2 separate regions of the Homo sapiens genome follow, and region 2 is linked to region 1. A link is an interaction called in ENCODE POLR2A ChIA-PET data of the cell type or tissue named here. Cell type or tissue: Panc1. All regions are shown on one strand. Each heading gives the region's core, and the rest is flanking DNA. Links, peaks and the distances in the headings are about the cores only.

The links. ChIA-PET counts read pairs that join two places held together with the same protein. Peaks named below come from ENCODE experiments on the same cell type or tissue, not always from the same donor. Only the 100,000 strongest peaks of a DNase experiment are listed, where the experiment ranks them.
Region 2: POLR2A ChIA-PET joins it to region 1 with 11 read pairs; 2 of 35 experiments call an interaction of 5 or more read pairs at or near these places.

What each region holds. Positions count from the first base shown.
Region 1 is chr10:101,913,204-101,921,540 of GRCh38, reverse strand. The region is part of intron 23 of ARMH3 (armadillo like helical domain containing 3); the gene reads left to right. Among named protein-coding and RNA genes, the nearest start is that of KCNIP2, 74 kb to the right of the region's middle. In Panc1, for the core only: no CTCF peak of the experiment used is centred there; no DNase peak of the experiment used is centred there.
Region 2 is chr10:101,727,677-101,736,013 of GRCh38, reverse strand. LINC03046 (long intergenic non-protein coding RNA 3046) reads left to right here and starts at 5,872. Exons shown (of 3, transcript NR_186546.1): 1 at 5,872-6,297. It overlaps LOC105378458 (a long non-coding RNA gene), which reads left to right. Exons shown (of 4, transcript XR_946255.3): 4 at 1-123. RefSeq lists an enhancer at 5,709-6,208. In Panc1, for the core only: no CTCF peak of the experiment used is centred there; no DNase peak of the experiment used is centred there.

The sequences.
Region 1 (8,337 bases), core at 13-8,012:
AAACATAAGAGTGCAGGTATCTCTTTGATATACTGATTTATTTTTCTTTGGATAAATACCCAGTAGCGGTATTCTAAACAGCTTTTTATATATGTATACCACCTATGTAAATCACCATCCAGATCAGGACATAGAACCCCAGAAAGTTCAACCTAGAAAGTTCCCTCATGACCCTTCTTTTCCAGTCAGTAGTCCCTTTCCCCAGAACTATGCCCTCTCCTGATTTCTGTCACCACAAATTAGTTGTACCTGTTCTGGAACTACATATGAACAGAGTCATATAGTGTGCCTTCTTTTGTGTCTGACTTCTTTCACTCAATATCAGGTTTTTGAGATTCATCTACTTTGTGGTATATATCAGTAGTTCAATCCTTTTAAAAAACGTTTTTAAGATTTTAAATTGTGGTAAGAAATATAAAATTTGCCATCCTAATGATTTGTTAAGTTTGGTAGCATTAAGTATATTGACATTGTTGTGCAACAGATCTCTAGAACTTTTTCATCTTGCAAAACTGAAATTGTACTGATTAAACAACTCCCCATTTTCCCCTTCCCCAGCCCCTGCCAACCACCATTCTACTTTGAGTCTCTATAAATTTAACTATTTTAGATACCTTATAGTGGAATCATAGTGTATTTATCTTTTTGTGACTGGCTTATTTTGCTTAGCATAATATCCTCAGGGTTCATCCATGTTGTAGCATATGTCAGAATTTCCTTCCTTTTCAAGGCTGAATAATGTTCCATTGTATGTATATACCACATTTTGTTTATCCAGTTATCTGTTGGTGACCCTTGGGTTGCTTCTGCCTTTTGGCTACTATGAATGATACTGCTCTGAACATTGCTTGTGCAAGTATCTAGTAGTTAGTTCCTTTTTATTGCTGAGCAGTATTTTATTATTGCATAACTGTACCACAGTTTATTTATTGTTCATATTTCTTTTTCACTTGGATTCTCATAGTCTCTGATCTCACCTGTCATCTTGCCTGCCTCTTTCTGTCTCGTTTTTCTCTCTGTGCTTGTCCCCTCGCTGGCCCCTCTCATCACCACAGAAAAACATTTAAGCTCTGTAGGGTAGCCTGCATTGCCATTCTTCATCTTATTTCTAGAATCTCTGTCCTTATCTGTCACCTCACTGCAGCTATGCCAGACCACCTGGAGTTCTCTGGACAAACCAGAGACACTTAGAATTCTCTGGACAAACTGTTTTATAGTCCAGGCCTTTTGGATATACCATTCCTCCCTGCCTAGAATGTCCTTTCCCAACTTGTCAACTCACCTCCTGAAATAGTGCATTTTGAGCATCACTTCATCCTTAGAGCCAGGCCTGGCCACACTACAGCAGCAACTGTCTACTTATCTGTTGTCCTCTTGACTAGGCTGTGAGCTCTTTGAAGGCAGGAAGCATCTATGTCTCACTCATCTTAGTGACACATTGACTCTTTCTCGAAAATAGATAAACAAACATAGAGTTCCTTTCTCTTAGAGAAGTGAGGATTTAGGATATTGGTTGGGCCTGATCTAGGATTAGCTGGGAGTAATGGTACTTCAGTTATTGGGCTGATGGAGGGAGCCAACAAGGGCAATTCAGAGACAGAAGCTCAGAGAAACACTGAACAAAAATGCCAGGCGGACTCTCCAGAAGAGAAATTGACTGAAGGGCCAGGCAGAGGATAAGAATCTACGTTAAGCCAGTGGTACAGCCCAGAAATACTAGAGTAAAAGGTTTGAAGGAAAAAGGTAAGGGTTAAAATCTAGAAGAAATGCTCTGGGATAAATAGGATATCTGCAACAGCATTTCTTAAATAGTGAGCAGAGACAAGGTGGAGTGTGAAAAGCACAACTCTCCCGGTACAGTTTAGTAAGTATTGAATGTTTCGTAGGATCCAGCATTGGAGATCAAGCAGGTCAGTAAAGAACAAACCACTGTGCCGCAGCCACCAGAAGCCTGGAACTTTGCCATGTGCTTCAGCCTACAGGGGTCTGCTAAGAAGAGAAGCAAAGCCCTCTAAGAACAGCACAGAGAGAAATAAAGTCAGCGAGAGATGGGACTATTAAGGGAAAGGCTTATAAAGTGCTGTGAGCTTCGTTGGCAAAGAAAGGGCTGTTCATCTAGTCTCGAATGTAGCCAAGCAGAGAGGGAGCTGGGAAGAAGGAGATATGAAGATAGCCTTAGCTAATGTGTGTCACTCTGCCTTTGAATGACCATTCAAAACATCAGCCTGTTGGTGTTCTTCAAACTGGTGAGGCTGTTGGGGGCTCAAGGAAAATGGGTCATTGTTTAAGACAAAAAGAAAGGAAGGGACGGAGAGAAGGAGAGAAGAAAGGGAGGGAAGGAGGGAACAAAGGAATTTCTTTGAGTTAAATCTCACTGCGTTGATATGCCCCCTCCCCCTTTTTGCTTGTTCTGAAGACCAAAAGCTCTGTTTTCTTCTGCTGAGGGTCCTCCCTTTGGGGTTTTGGTAATATCTGTGATCTATAATTGTTACTCTTAATACTAAATATTTTCACAAGTCATTTAATTATCTATAGATTTGACTAAACTGACCTAGATTTAGATTTAGGTTAAGCCTTCCATGCCTAATGCCACATACCTGTGCCCCACAAACCTGAGCTCTTTGAGTGCTGCAGGACTATAACTTGATTTGAAAAGCTGGATGTTCTTTTTCATCAGAAATCAGTGTTCTACTAAGCCTGTCAATTCATTGTCTCCTAGACAATTTTGAATTGGGATAACAAATTAGAGTTAGGGATACATTACAAATGATAAATGTGACTTCCTTAAAGGGAAATCCATTTGTTTTGCTTAGTGTTTCTGTGATTAATTACTTGCCAGATTAAATTGCTCCATAAAAATGCATAGTATTTTATTCGATTGCTCTTCATGGTGATTAATCAGGCCATACTGTTGCTTCGTATGTTAATTATGCTGACATTTTATTCTGTTCTCTAGTTTAATTAATACAGCATGTATTTGAAAGACTGTTTTTAGGATGGGATACTATCTGTTTTAGGGGTAAGAAAGTCCAAACTTGCTTACAGGCTGATGTTAGGGAATTAACACTTCCAGTTTTCTAAGTGGCCACATTTTTTGCCATGATAGGCAAAAAGTAGACTAACTATGAATGAGTTGGGGAAAGCTCTGTTTGGTTTTCCTATAGTTATTAAAGATAATATACTGGATGGCCAGGCGCAGTGGCTTACGCCTGTAATCCCAGCACTTTGGGAGGCCGAGGGCAGCGGATCACTTGAGGTCAGGAGTTCGAGACCAGCCTGGCCAACATGGTGAAACCCCGTCTCTACTAAAAATACAAAAATCAGCTGGGTGTGGTGGTGCACACCTGTAGTCCCAGCTACTTGGGAGACTGAAGCAGGAGAATCGCCTGAAGCCGGGAGGTGCAGGTTGCAGTCAGCCGAGCCAAGATTGCACCACTGCACTCCAGCCTGGGCCACAGAGCAAGACTCTGTCTAAAAAAACAAACAAACAAACAAACAAAAAACCCCATGATATACTGGAGATTCTTGGCTCAATTGAAAATTGATTATTAAGAACACAGAGAAGAAGCTGTTGATGCAAAATGAACTGCAAAACGACTGTAAACCTAAATGCCAGTGTGGGGGCTGGGGTGGTTGGGAAAGATTGTTATTTCCTGGGATGCTGCAGGGTGCTGATGAGGAACAGGCATATTTAGCATTTGTATTAATGAACTAGGGCTGAAAGTAAACAAAGTATTAATGAAGTTTGTAAGTCATACTGATTTGGAGGTGTTTCCTATACCCGGGAGGGCAGAGAAATGATATTGATGGACCAGAAAGAGAAGCATCACAGAAAATAACCCAGCTATTCCCTTGGGAAATTGCATATCTGCTAAATAGAAATAGCATAAATAGAGTCAGGCAGATATTTTCCAAAGTAGACCTTCCAGCAGTCCACTCCTAAATGTTTACCCAAGTGAAATAAAAACTTGGATTGGACAAATGTTTATAGTGGCTTTATTTATACACTGTCAAAACTGTGGACAACCCAAGTGTCTCTCAACGGCGGAACAGATAAACTATGGTACATCTATATAATGAAATACTATTCTACAGTAAAAAGGAATGAACTACTGATACATGCAACAACCTGGATTAATTCAGTTGCATTATGCAGTATGAAACTATCCAGATCCAAAAGGTTACATGCTGTATGATTCCATTTATATGACATTCTGGAAATGGCAAAACTATAGGGACAGGGTATAGGTCAGTTGTTTTCAGAGGCTGGGGTTGGAAGGAGAGGTTGATTACAAATGGGCACAGGGGAACTTTTGAGGTGATGAAACTGTTCTGTATCTTGACTGTGGTGGTGATTATCTGGATGTATGCATTTTTCAAAACTTGCAGAACTGTATACTTGTATCAGGGTTTTTCAGAAAACAGACCAATAAAATATACATAGTTATACAAGAGGAAATAGGCTATGGGAATTAGTTCACATGATTATGGAGGCCAAGTTGTTTCACAATATGCTGTCTGCAAGCTGTAGAATCAGGGAGCTGATGCTGTAGGCTTCCAATTAAAGGTTGAAGGACTGAGAACTTGGGTGGTACTAGTGTAAGTCCTAGAGTCCAAAAACTGGAGAACCAGGAGCTCCTGATGTCTGATGTCTAAGGGCAAGAGAAGATGGACGTCCCAGCTCAAGAAAAGAGAAACAGAGAATTTGCCCTTCCTCTGCCTTTTGTTCTATTCAGGTGGGCTTTCAACAGACTAGATGATGGCTGCTTATATTGGTGAGGGTGGATCTTCTTTACCCAGTGTATGGATTCAAATGCTAATCTGTCTCCTGGAAATACCCCTGTCAACACACTCAGAAATAATGATTTACCATTAAGGGATCCCTTAATCCAGTCAAGTTGATAATAAAATTAACCATTACAACACTAAAAAGGGTAAGTTTTGCTGTATGAAAGTTATTCCTTAATTTTAAAAATCAGAAAAAGAATAGTTCTTCACAGGGAAGGGTAAGAGATTCAACTTCTGACCATAGTTTCCATACTTTATGTGTGGCAACCTTTTGAAAATAATTTGAATGACAGGAGTTATAATTGGAGGATTTGTATTTTCTTCATATTTCTTACAAATTCCCAGGTTTGTTTTGTTTGTTTGTTTTTGAGTGGGAGCTGGGATGGGGGTGGGGGGTAGGTTGCTGATGGTTTTCCTTAGGTGTTTGCATTATATAAATCTATATACTGATGAGAGGGTTATTTTGAGAAGGAAAGCACAATTAAGATCTTGGACCTCATTGATAGCCATCAGACATAGATCATTTCCCCACTTTATGGATTGAATCTAATTATTTGAGTTCTCTGGATTGAGCTTTCATTTTAAAGCTTTGTTATTTCTTCTGTCTGGGCCCTACTACTGTTGAACTGTGTATTATAAGACTTGGAATAGGCCAGGCGTGCTGGCTCACACTGTAATCCCAGCACTTTGGGAGGCCGGGGCGGGCGGATCACGAGGTCAGGAGATCGAGACCATCCTCGCTAACACGGTGAAACCCCGTCTCTACTAAAAATACAAAAAAATTAGCCAGGCGCCGTGGTGGGCGCCTGTAGTTCCAGCTACTCCGGAGGCTGAGGCAGGAGAATGGCATGAACCCGGGAGGTGGAGCTTGCAGTGAGCCGAGGTAGTGCCACTGCAGTCCAACCTGGGTGAGAGAGCGAGACTCCGTCTCAAAAAAAAAAAAAAAAAAAAAGGACTTGCAATAGTGCCAAGGGATATTGCTGTCCCAGAACTAACTTCAGAGACAACTTCCACTCCCCTCTGTACTTAGACTGGGGCAGAAAGCTTCATCACACTGTGGGTTTGTAAGGCAGATTTGCACAATATCAGGGACCCAGGGATAGGTGAACCATGAATGCTAAACTATTGCAGACAGCTACTGTGCCTCCTTCCTCCCTTTCTGCCACGTCTCCAGTGATCTGAACTGTGTGTATACAGTGTTTGCTTCTCATGGTCAACTTGAAATGCCTTCCCAAATGCCAAACTATCTCTATTCAGTTGCTCAGGAAGGGGGCATACATGGTGATAGTAGTATTGCATTACTTGCAGCAATAATACTGAATATTGCTCTGTGGCTGCAACTTAGTGTGCTCACTGCTGACTACTCTGAGCAGATGTGTAGCCATCATTTTGTCTCAGACCAGGTAGGTTACATTTAGCAAGATGCTGATTCCCTAAGTGACTTGCTGAACAAATGTCCCTGGGTCTTTCAGCTGAATGATTTTCAGCACTGGACCTGAAGAGGCTGCTGGGGCCCTCAACCAAGACCCCATCTGTTAAAGCCTCTTATTGATTTGTATCCCTTTTTATAAAAATCTGTCCCTTCTCCTCCTCCTAGTGTGATAAATAATGCAGATATACTAGATGAAGTCTACTATTGGAGCAGGACTTGAATCATTTTGGTTAGAGTTGAACTAAACTAAACAGAAATGAGACTCTCAAATAGCCATCTATGTCAAATGGTTTCTTATTTTCTTATCCTTATTTATCATGGTTACGAATACTTGCAGAGTGTAGAAAGTAACAAAAAGCTGTAATTAACCTTGTAAAAATAAGTTTTAATAGGGAAATAAATTATAAGAATTATAAGATGGCATTATAAGTTTGCTTTTTTTTTTTTTTTTTTTTTGAGATGGATTTTCACTGTCACCTAGGCTGGAGTGTAATAGCTGTGATCTTGGCTCACTGCAACCTCCACCTCGCAGGTTCAAGCGATTCTCCTGCCTCAGCCTCCCAAGTAGCTGGGATTACAGGAGCCTGCCACCATGCCCAGCTCATTTTTGTATTTTTAGTAGAGACGGGGTTTCACCATGTTGGCCAGGCTGGTCTCGAACTCCTGATCTAAGGTGATCCACCTGCCTCGGCCTCCCAAAGTGCTGGGATTATAGGCATAAGCCACCGCACCCAGCCCATTTTAAGTTTTTGACTGAGTAAACAGGTGATAATAAAATGCTGTGAGATAACGGTTTATGTTAGCAGGGTATCGTATCTTTTTTTTTTTTTTTTGAGACAGAGTCTCGCTCTGTGGCCCAGGCTGGAGCACAGTGGTGTGATCTTGGCTCACTGCAACCTCTGCCTCCTGAGTTCAAACAATTCTCCTGCCTCAGCCTCCCGAGTAGCTGGGATTACAGGTACCCGCCACCATGCCCGGCTAACTTTTTGTATTTTTAGTAGAGACGGAGTTTCACTATGTTGGCCAGGCTGGTCTTGAACTCCTGACCTCATGATCCTCCTGCCTTGGCCTCCCAAAGTGCTGGGATTACAGGTGTGAGCCACCACGCCCAGCTCGGGTATCATATCTTAATCCTGTGTTTTTATGCCCCTTCAGCCCAATTTACTGACTATTCATAATAGATACACAGCACTTCATCCAGCCGGGAAATGAAGGTTCATCTTGGCCAACACTTAATTAGTCATTAATTATTTATTGTTCATTTCCTGTGTACCCAACCCTGTGTCCTTAGTTTCTGACCTACATTGGTAGTACTACCACATGGCAAGATTTCATAGGGTAGAATGCCATTGCAATTAAGACTTTGGAGGAACAGCTGAAGGCCAGGGTACAATCCTGCTGTACCCGAGTTAGAATGTGACCAGAATAGCTATACTTCCATTATAGCTCTTTTGAAAAGCTCCAGGAGATGACAGACCACTGCTTACCACCCATTATTTGCACCTGGGAAGTTTCTGAAGTGTTCCCTCCCTTTTGTGCAGTCATGGCAGCTCCGGGAAGGAGGGGACCACTTTACGCACCAAACCAAACAGGTCTGCTGAGGACATTTGCTCACTAAAGTCTGGGAGCCTTTGGCTCTGGTCAAGACTGATGTGGGCCTGGTGCAGTGGCTTACGCCTATAATCCCAGCACTTTGGGAGGCCGAGGCAGGAAGATCACTTGAGCCCAGGAGTTTGAGATCAGCCCTGGCAACATACAAGACCCCATCTCTACAAAAACATTTAAAAAAGTAGCTGGGTATGTGACGTGCACCTGTAGTCCCAGTTACTTGGGATGCTGAGATGGGAAGATCATTTGAGCCTGGGAGGTTGAGGCTGCAGCGAGCTGTGGTGGCACCACTGCATTCCAGCCTGGGCAATAGAGAGAGACCCTGTCTCAAAAAAAAAAAAAAAAAAAAAAGAGAGAGAGAGAGAGAGAGAGAATGTACTTCCTTCTGTCTGTCCTTTTAACCAAGAGCTTTCTCCTAGACCAAGAATTCCTGGCCAGGTGTGGTGGCTCACACCTGTAATCCCAGCAGCTTAGGAGGCTGAGGCATGAGGATCACTTGAGCCCAGGAG
Region 2 (8,337 bases), core at 170-8,169, 190 kb after region 1:
ATGAGAATCATATCTTCTATGGAATCAGAAACTCAATTTGCAAAAATGAAAAACAATGTGACTCTTCTCACTATTCTTTTCGGATATACAATTATGTTCAATTAAAATGTTATTTATGTCATATATAATGGTTTATTATTTTTAAAAATGAATTAACTGTCTTTAAAAGTTCTCAGCTTTAATTTCTGAGCAAATACTGATAGATATTATCCACAATAAACAAAAGCTTTGTGGTGTCCTCAATACTTTTCATGAGTGTGAAAGGATCCTTATACCAAAAAATTTGAGAACTGCTGGTTTAAATAATCATTAGCATCACATTGACATTATAGGAGACCTAACTGTGAGTGCTGAAAAAGAATTTCTAGAATCATAGGCCTCACTAATTGGAATTTCCAGTGAGAAAAACCAGTAACAGCTAGGTCCTCTCACCCCAACAGGACCCAGAGACAACAGCATCAAAGTCTAAACCTGGCTGGGCATGGTGGCTCATGCCTGTAATCCTAGCACTTTGGGAGGCTGAGGCAGGCGGATCACTTGAGGCCAGGAGTTTGAAACCAGCCTGGCCAACATGAAGAAATTATGTATTTTGTATTTCTACTAAAAATACAAAATTAGCCAGGCATGGTGGTGCATACCTGTAGTCCCTGCTACTCGGGAGGCTAAGGCAGAGAATTGCTTGAACCCAGGAAGTGGAGGTTGCAGTGAGCTGAGATCGCACCACTACATTCCACCTGGGCAACAGAGTGAGACTGTCTCAAAAATAATAATGGTAAAATAAAATAAAAGTCTGAACCAGAGTCTGGCTAAGCCCTATGATATCGAACATATCAAAGAGTACATGCATTTCTAGAAATGATTAGGGATGGGATATTTTATGCTTTTTGGGGGGAATGATTTCATTTAGAACATGATAAGGATCTGTACATTTATTCAATGTGCCAAGGATTTGCATGTAAACCAGATTCACATCACAAAGAAGATTGATAAAGTTACTCCTATGCTTTTTTTTTTATTTTTTGAAATGGAGTTTCACTCTTTTTGCCGAGGCTGGAGTGCAATGGTGCCATCTCGGCTTGCCGCAACCTCTGCCTCCCGGGTTCAAGCGATTCTCGTGCCTCAGCCTCCTGAGTAGCTGGGATTACAGCCATGCACCACCACGCCCAGCTAATTTTGTATTTTTAGTAGAGATGGGGTTTCTCCATGTTGGTCAGGCTGATCTCGAACTCCCGACCTCAGGTAATTGGCCAGCCTTGGCCTCCCAAAATGCTGTGATTACAGGTGTGACCCACTGCGCCCGGCCCCCCATGCTTTTTAAAAAATTAACAAATAATAATTTAGATATTAATTTAAATAATGTACATATTTATGAGGTACATATTATAGTGATCAGATCAGGGTAATGTTCAGCTTTTTTTTTTTTTTTTCTCCTGAGATAGAGTCTCACTAAGTTGACCAGGCTGGTCTTGAACTCCTAGGCTCAAATGAGCCTCCTGCCTCAGCCTCAGTTGCTGGGATTACAGGCAGGCACCACTGCATCCAGCTTTTTTTGTACCTTGTTTCAATCTTATCAAGATATACTTGAGGCATATTAACTTGCATATATATAACGTGTACAATTTGGTCAGTTTTGACATACGCCTATACCTGCAAAACCATTATAACAATCTTATAACAATCAAGATTATCAGCATTTCCATCATACCCTAAAGTTTCTTCGTGCTCCTTTATAATCCATCTCCCCTCTGTTCCATCCCTAGGTAACCACTGGTCTGCTTTCTATCACTATTGATTAATTTGCATTTTCTATCATATTATATACACAAAACCATACAGTACATACTCTTTTGTTGTCTGGCTTCTTTTGCTCTGCATGATGATTTTAAGATTCACGCATGTTATTGTTGGAATGAGATTTGAACTGAGTGACTTTGGGGAAATTGCTTAACCTGTCTGTGCCTTAGAAAAGAAACAATAAGGCCAGGCGCAGTGGCTCACACCTGTAATCCCAGCACTTTGGGAGACCAAGGCGGGTAGATCACAAGGTCAGGAGATCGAGACCATCCTGGCTAACATGGTGAAACCCCGTCTCACAAAAATTATTAGCCAGGCGTGGTGGTGGGCGCCTGTAGTCCCAGCTACTCGGGAGGCTGAGGCAGGAGAATGGCGTGAACCTGGGAGGTGGAGCTTGCAGTGAGCCAAGATTGCTCCACTGCACTCCAGCCTGGGAGACAGAGCAAAAAAAGAAAAGGAAAGAAAAGAAAAGAAACAATAAATAATTTCTACCTTGCATAGTTGTGAAGATAAAATGAGTAATGTAAGTAAATAAAACATGTAGCTCAGTTCCTGGTACTTACTGGGTGTTTGACAAATAGTAGCTATTTTTGAATATATGTTTGGGGTAGGAATTGAGGAGGGTAACTAGTACAGCATGGGGTTAGGGGAGAATCTTGTTTAGACTAATTTGATTCATAGCTCAGGTTTAACTATTTGTTCAGCATTTCTCACCTGCTGCACACCTAAAACTTCCACACATGCCAGCCTAACCAGGAAATTTTTCTTCAGTGAGGCCTGGGGACATGGAAATTTGTAGCTTTGAAAGCCCTGCCAATTTGGAGTTACCCTGTTGGAAAAAAAATAAAATCCCACTAGGCTGCTTTGAAAAGGGAAAAGGTGTATTCCTCCTTCATACTCATTGATTTCAAGTCCAACGGGCCAGATTTGCTCAAGCTTGGAATGAAAACTCTTTGCTTGGGGATGGAGCGAACTTCAGAAGGTTCCTGGCCAGAGGAAGTAGGAAAGCAAGGTTTTCTGTGTGACTCCTTGCAGCCAAACCTTGAGACAGACGTGGTCAAGCTGAGAAGTTTCTCAGAGAATCCAAACGGGATCCCCTGCTTGTCCACCTTTCCATGCACCAAGGGCCATGGGGACCTGTTACAATCACGTTGTGTTTGCTACAGGCAACTGCAGCTTCTTGCATCTTCATGCTACTGGGAGGTATCTGCTTTTTCCTAAGCCTGAAGACACAGCCTGAGAGAAAAAAAAACAAAAACACAAAGAGGACATGAGAGAAGAAGAGAGAAGGGAGGGTGAGAGAGGGTTGAATTGATCGCCGTCTGTTCAGGTCTAGCTGGAAAACACAATGAAGTGAAAAGGCTTCTTGGTTGGTGTGCTTCTCTTCATTTTTTTTTCCCAGGGTTTGAAGTGGGGAGGGAGGGATGGGAAAAAAAAAAAGAAAGGAAGAGGAGGAGGACTGGCATGGCCTGAGCCCAAGCAGAAGCAGCACGGAGCCTTCAGCCTTAGGAAGGGGAAAGTCATTTGGGGATTCTGGTACCCCCTTGGGTCATCCCTTATTGACCAATCCCTTCCTTCTATAAGCGACTGTGGCTGAAGGTGATGCTGCCAATATTGCATTTTAAATGAAGAAAAACCAAGTGGCTGAAGCCTACTCATCTCTGCCTTAGGAAAAAACAAAACAAAACAAAACACCATACAATTTTTCTTCCACTTGGTGGTGGGATGAGTGTTTATTCTGGTTTTATTTTTTTCCAGCATAGAGTATTTGCCAACTTTTATCATGTTCTTAGTTTGTGTTAAACATTATCCTAAGTGTTTTACATGTGTTATCTCCATTAATCCTTGCAACAACCTTGTGAGGTGTTGGTTCTATCATTAGTCCCATTTTACAGATAAAGAAACAGAGGCTCAGAAAGATTAAGGAAAGACCCCAAGGTCATGTAACTAGTAAGTGGCAGAAAAGGCTTCTTCCCCGTCAGTCTGGTCTCTTAAGCCTGCACTCTTAGGTGCTGCACCATGTGGATATTTAGATATAGTCTCTCAAATAGCTCACAGTTTATTATTACTAGGGGAGGAGGGTTGGAGCTAGGGAGGAGGGAGATGGATAGTCACACATGGAAGCAGCCACAGTACAATGTGTTATAGGCAATCCTAGCAAGTTGAAATAAGTTCTTGAAATAAAGACCAAAGAAGAGAATGATTTTTCTAGAGGCCTGGGATGATAGGGAAAACTGTCTTTTTACTTTTTAAAAGGTTAATAGGTGACTTTTATTTTCTTATTTACTTATTTTTTTAGAGACAGGGCCCTACACTGTCACCCAGGCTGGAGTGCAGTGATATGATCATAGCTCACTGCAGCCTAAACTCCTAGGCTCAAGTGATCCTCCTGCCTCAGCCTCCTGGGTAGCTGGGACTATAGGTGCATGTGCCACCAAGCCCTAATAATTTTTTTTTTTTTTGGGAGAGAATGGGCCTTGCTATGTTGGTCAAGCTGGTCTTGAACTCCTGGGCTCAAAAGTCCAAAGTGCCTTGTCCTTCCAAAGTGCTGGGACTATAGGCATGAGCCACCACACCTGGCCAATATGTGACTTTTTAGAAGGCTAAAAGTGCCAGAGAAGATCTGGGGAAGAAAAAGGGGTTCGCGGGGTGGTTAAAAGTTCAAGCTGTAGAGCTTACTGCCTGGCATCCAACTCAGCTCTGCCACTTAGTAGCTCTGTCAAGTTACTTGCCCCCTCTGAGATTCATCTACAAAATGAGGACACATGCCCATGCCCAGTGGCTCAAACTTGTAATCCCAGCACTCTGGGAGGCTGAGGCGGGTGGATCACCTGAGGTGATTTGGGAGGCTGAGGGGGACGGATCACCTGAGGTGATAACTCAACAACAAAAAGACAAACAATTCAATTTAAAAATGGGCAAAGCAAAGCCAGGCGTGGTGGCTCACACCTGTAATCCTAGCACTTTGGGAGGCTGGGGCGGGCAGATCACAAGGTCAGGAGTTTGAGACCATCCTGGCCAATATGGTGAAACCCCGTCTCTACTAAAAATACAAAAATTAGCTGGGTATGGTGGCGTGCGCCTGTAATCCCAGCTACTCTGGAGGCTGAGGCAGGAGAATTGCTTGAACCCGGGAGGCAGAGGTTGTGGTGAGCCGAGATTGCGCCACTGCACTCCAGCCTGGGCAACAGAATGAGACTCTGTCTCAAAAAAAAAAAAAAAAAAAGGGCAAAGGGGCTGGGCATGGTGGCTCACACCTGTAATCCCAGCACTTTGGGAGGCTGAGGTGGGTGGATCACTAGGTCATTAGTTCGAGACCAGCCTGGCCAATATGGTGAAACCCCATCTGTACTAAAAATACAAAAATTAGTGGGTGTGGTGGCACGCGCCTGTAGTCCCAGCTACTCGGGAGGCTGAGACAGAAGAATTACTTTAACCCAGGAGGCGGAGATTTCAGAGAGCCAAGATTGTGCCATTGCACTCCAGCCTGGGTGACAGAGTGACACTCTGTCTCAAAAAAAAAAAAAAAAAAAATGGGCAAAGGACTTGAATAGACATTTCTCCAAAGAAGATATTCAAGTGGCCAGTAAGCACATAAAAAGATGCTCAAGGCCAAGCGCAGTGGCTCACACCTGTAATCTTAATACCTTGAAAGGCCAAGGCACAAGGACGAGACCAGAAGTTTGAGACCAGCCTGGGCAACATACCAAGACCCCATGTCTACAAAGAATATATTAGCAGGGCCTGGAGGCACATGCCTATAGTACCAGCTACTTGGGAAGCTGAGACGGGTGGATTGCTTGAGCCCAGTGAGCTATGATTGTGCCACTGCATGCCAGCCTGGCTAGAGTGGTTACTATTTAACAAACAAACAAGCAAACAAACAACTCAGTGATATGGTTTGGCTATGTCCCCATCCAAATTTAATCTTGAATTGTAGTTCTCATAATCTCCATGTATCATGGGAGGGACCCGGCGGGAGGTAATTGAATCATGGGGGCGGTTACCCCCATGCTGTTCTCGTGATAGTGAGTGAGTTCTCGCGAGATCTGATGGTTTTTTTTTTTTTTTTTTTGAGACGGAGTCTCGCTCTGTCGCCCAGACTGGAGTGCAGTGGCGCAATCTCGGCTCACTGCAAGCTCTGTCTTCCGGGTTCATGCCATTCTCCTGCCTCAGCCTCCTGAGTAGCTGGGACTACAGGCGCCCGCCATTACGCCCGGCTAATTTTATTTTATTTTATTTTTAGTAGAGACAGGGTTTCACTGTGTTAGCCAGGATGGTCTGTGTCTCCTGACCTCGTGATCCACCCGCCTCGGCCTCCCAAAGTGCTGGGATTACAAAATGCGTGAGCCACCACGCCCGGCTGATGGTTTTATTAATATAAGGGACTTTAACCCTTTGCTCAGGACTTCTACTTGCTGCTGCCATGTGAAGAAGGACATATTTGCTTCCCCTTTCACCATGATTGTAAGTTTCCTGAGGCCTCCCCAGCCCTGCAGAACTGTAAGTCAATTAAACCTCTTTCCTTAATAAATTACCCAGTCTTGGGCAGTTCTTTATAGCAGCGTGAGAAGGCACTAATACACCCAGAAAATAACAAGTGTTGGTGAGCATGTGGAGGAATTGGAGCCCTTGTGCACTGTTGGTGGGAATTTAACATGGTATATATTAGATGCTATGGAAAATAGTATTTTATTTATTTATCCCTCAAAAAATAAAAAATAGCCATATGGGTACCATGTGACCTAGCAATTCCACTTCTGGGTATATACACAAACAAATTGGAAGCAGGGTAACAAGCAGCCATTTGTACACCCATGACCATAGCAGCATCATCTACAATAGCCAGAAGGTGAGAGTGACCCACATGTCCATCGATGGATGAATAGATAAATAAAATGGGATATATTCATACAATGGAATATTATTCAGCCTTTAAAAGGAAGGAAATTCTGATACATGCTACATCATGGTTTGAGGCTTTTCCTATCCAATTCTGCTTCCTTCCTCATTTGTCTTTCACAGGGGTTACTGCCCCCAACCACCAAAATCTTATTTTGTCTCTGCATCTGCTGCCCAGAGGACCCAACTGACACAAAGTTCAATAATGACTCCTTCTGCAGGATTTGTCCAGCCTGTCTGAAAATAGAAGGCCTAATTTCTCCTTCTTGTCATTCTACATCTTTCTCTCTCTCTCTCTTTTTTTTTTTTTTGAGTTGGAGTTTCACTCTTATTGCCCAGGCTGGAGTGCAGTGGCACCATCTCGGCTCACCTCGACCTCTGCCTTCCGAGTTCAAGCAATTCTCCTGCCTTAGCCTCCCGAGTAGCTGGGATTACAGGCATGCGCCACCATGCCCTGCCAATTTTTGTATTTTTAGTAGAGATGAGGTTTCTCCATGTTGGTCAGGCTGGTCTCGAACTCCCGACCTCGGGTGATCCCCTGCCTCAGCCTCCTTTGTATATGTATGTAAATCTATGTATGCATATCCCAAAGTGCTGGGATTACAAGCATGAGCCACTGCACCCGGACTGTTAAAAAAAACTTCTGACTTTCGTTCTTGATTAAAGCACTCGATTATTTAGCATTTATTAAATATTCACTGTTTAACATTATTCACGCTAACCTGTATTAGGAGGGCTTCCATTTCTTATCTCATTTAATTCTCAGGTGAGTCCTGTGAGATGAGGTGAAAGGAGAGTCTTGAAAGATTAGGTGATGTATCCAAGGTCACATTGTCAGAGGGTGACAGGTAGTTTGTTCAGATCTGGTTTTCACCCCCTTAGAGAGCCCTGCCTTCCTGTCTAGAACCTTCCCTGCCTCCATTATTCTCTATTCCTCTGCCAAATTTTCTATTTCACCATAGCATTTACCGCTGTCTGAAGTCACCATTCTCTGTGTTTATGGAGGACAGAGGGTCTGTCTTACTGACTGCTGTATTCCCAGAACCTAGAACAGAATCCGGCAAAGAGTCATTGAAAGGATGCTTAAACTCACCTTTTTTTTTTTTTTTTTTTTTTTTTTTTGAGACAGTCTCACTCTGTCGCTCAGGCTGGAGTGCAGTGGTGCGATCTCGGCTCACTGCAACCTCTGCCTCCCAGGTTCAAGAGATTCTCCTACCTCAGCCTCCCGAGTAGCCAGAACTACAGGCGCCCACCCCCACGCCTGGCTAATTTTTTTTTGTACTTTTAGTAGAGATGGGGTTTCACCATGTTGGCCAGGCTGGTCTCGAACTCCTGACTTCAGGTGATACACCCTCTTCGGCCTCCCCAGGTGCTGGGATTACAGGCATGAGCCATCCACCGGCTAAGCTCACCTTTAAGGCATGTTTATATTCATTGTTTTAAATAATAGGTCACATTTGAATAACACTCTACAGTTTACAGAAACTGTGTTTCTGCTGGCTGTCACCTCCCTTGGTCATCCTCACAGAAGCCTTTGGGGCAGGCCCAGCACAGGTTACTCCTTCTTCAGGGTCTGCTCAGACTTGCTGGTTCTTCAGCCGGGGATGCCCCCAGTTCTTTGCCTGCATCACTCTCTGCCTC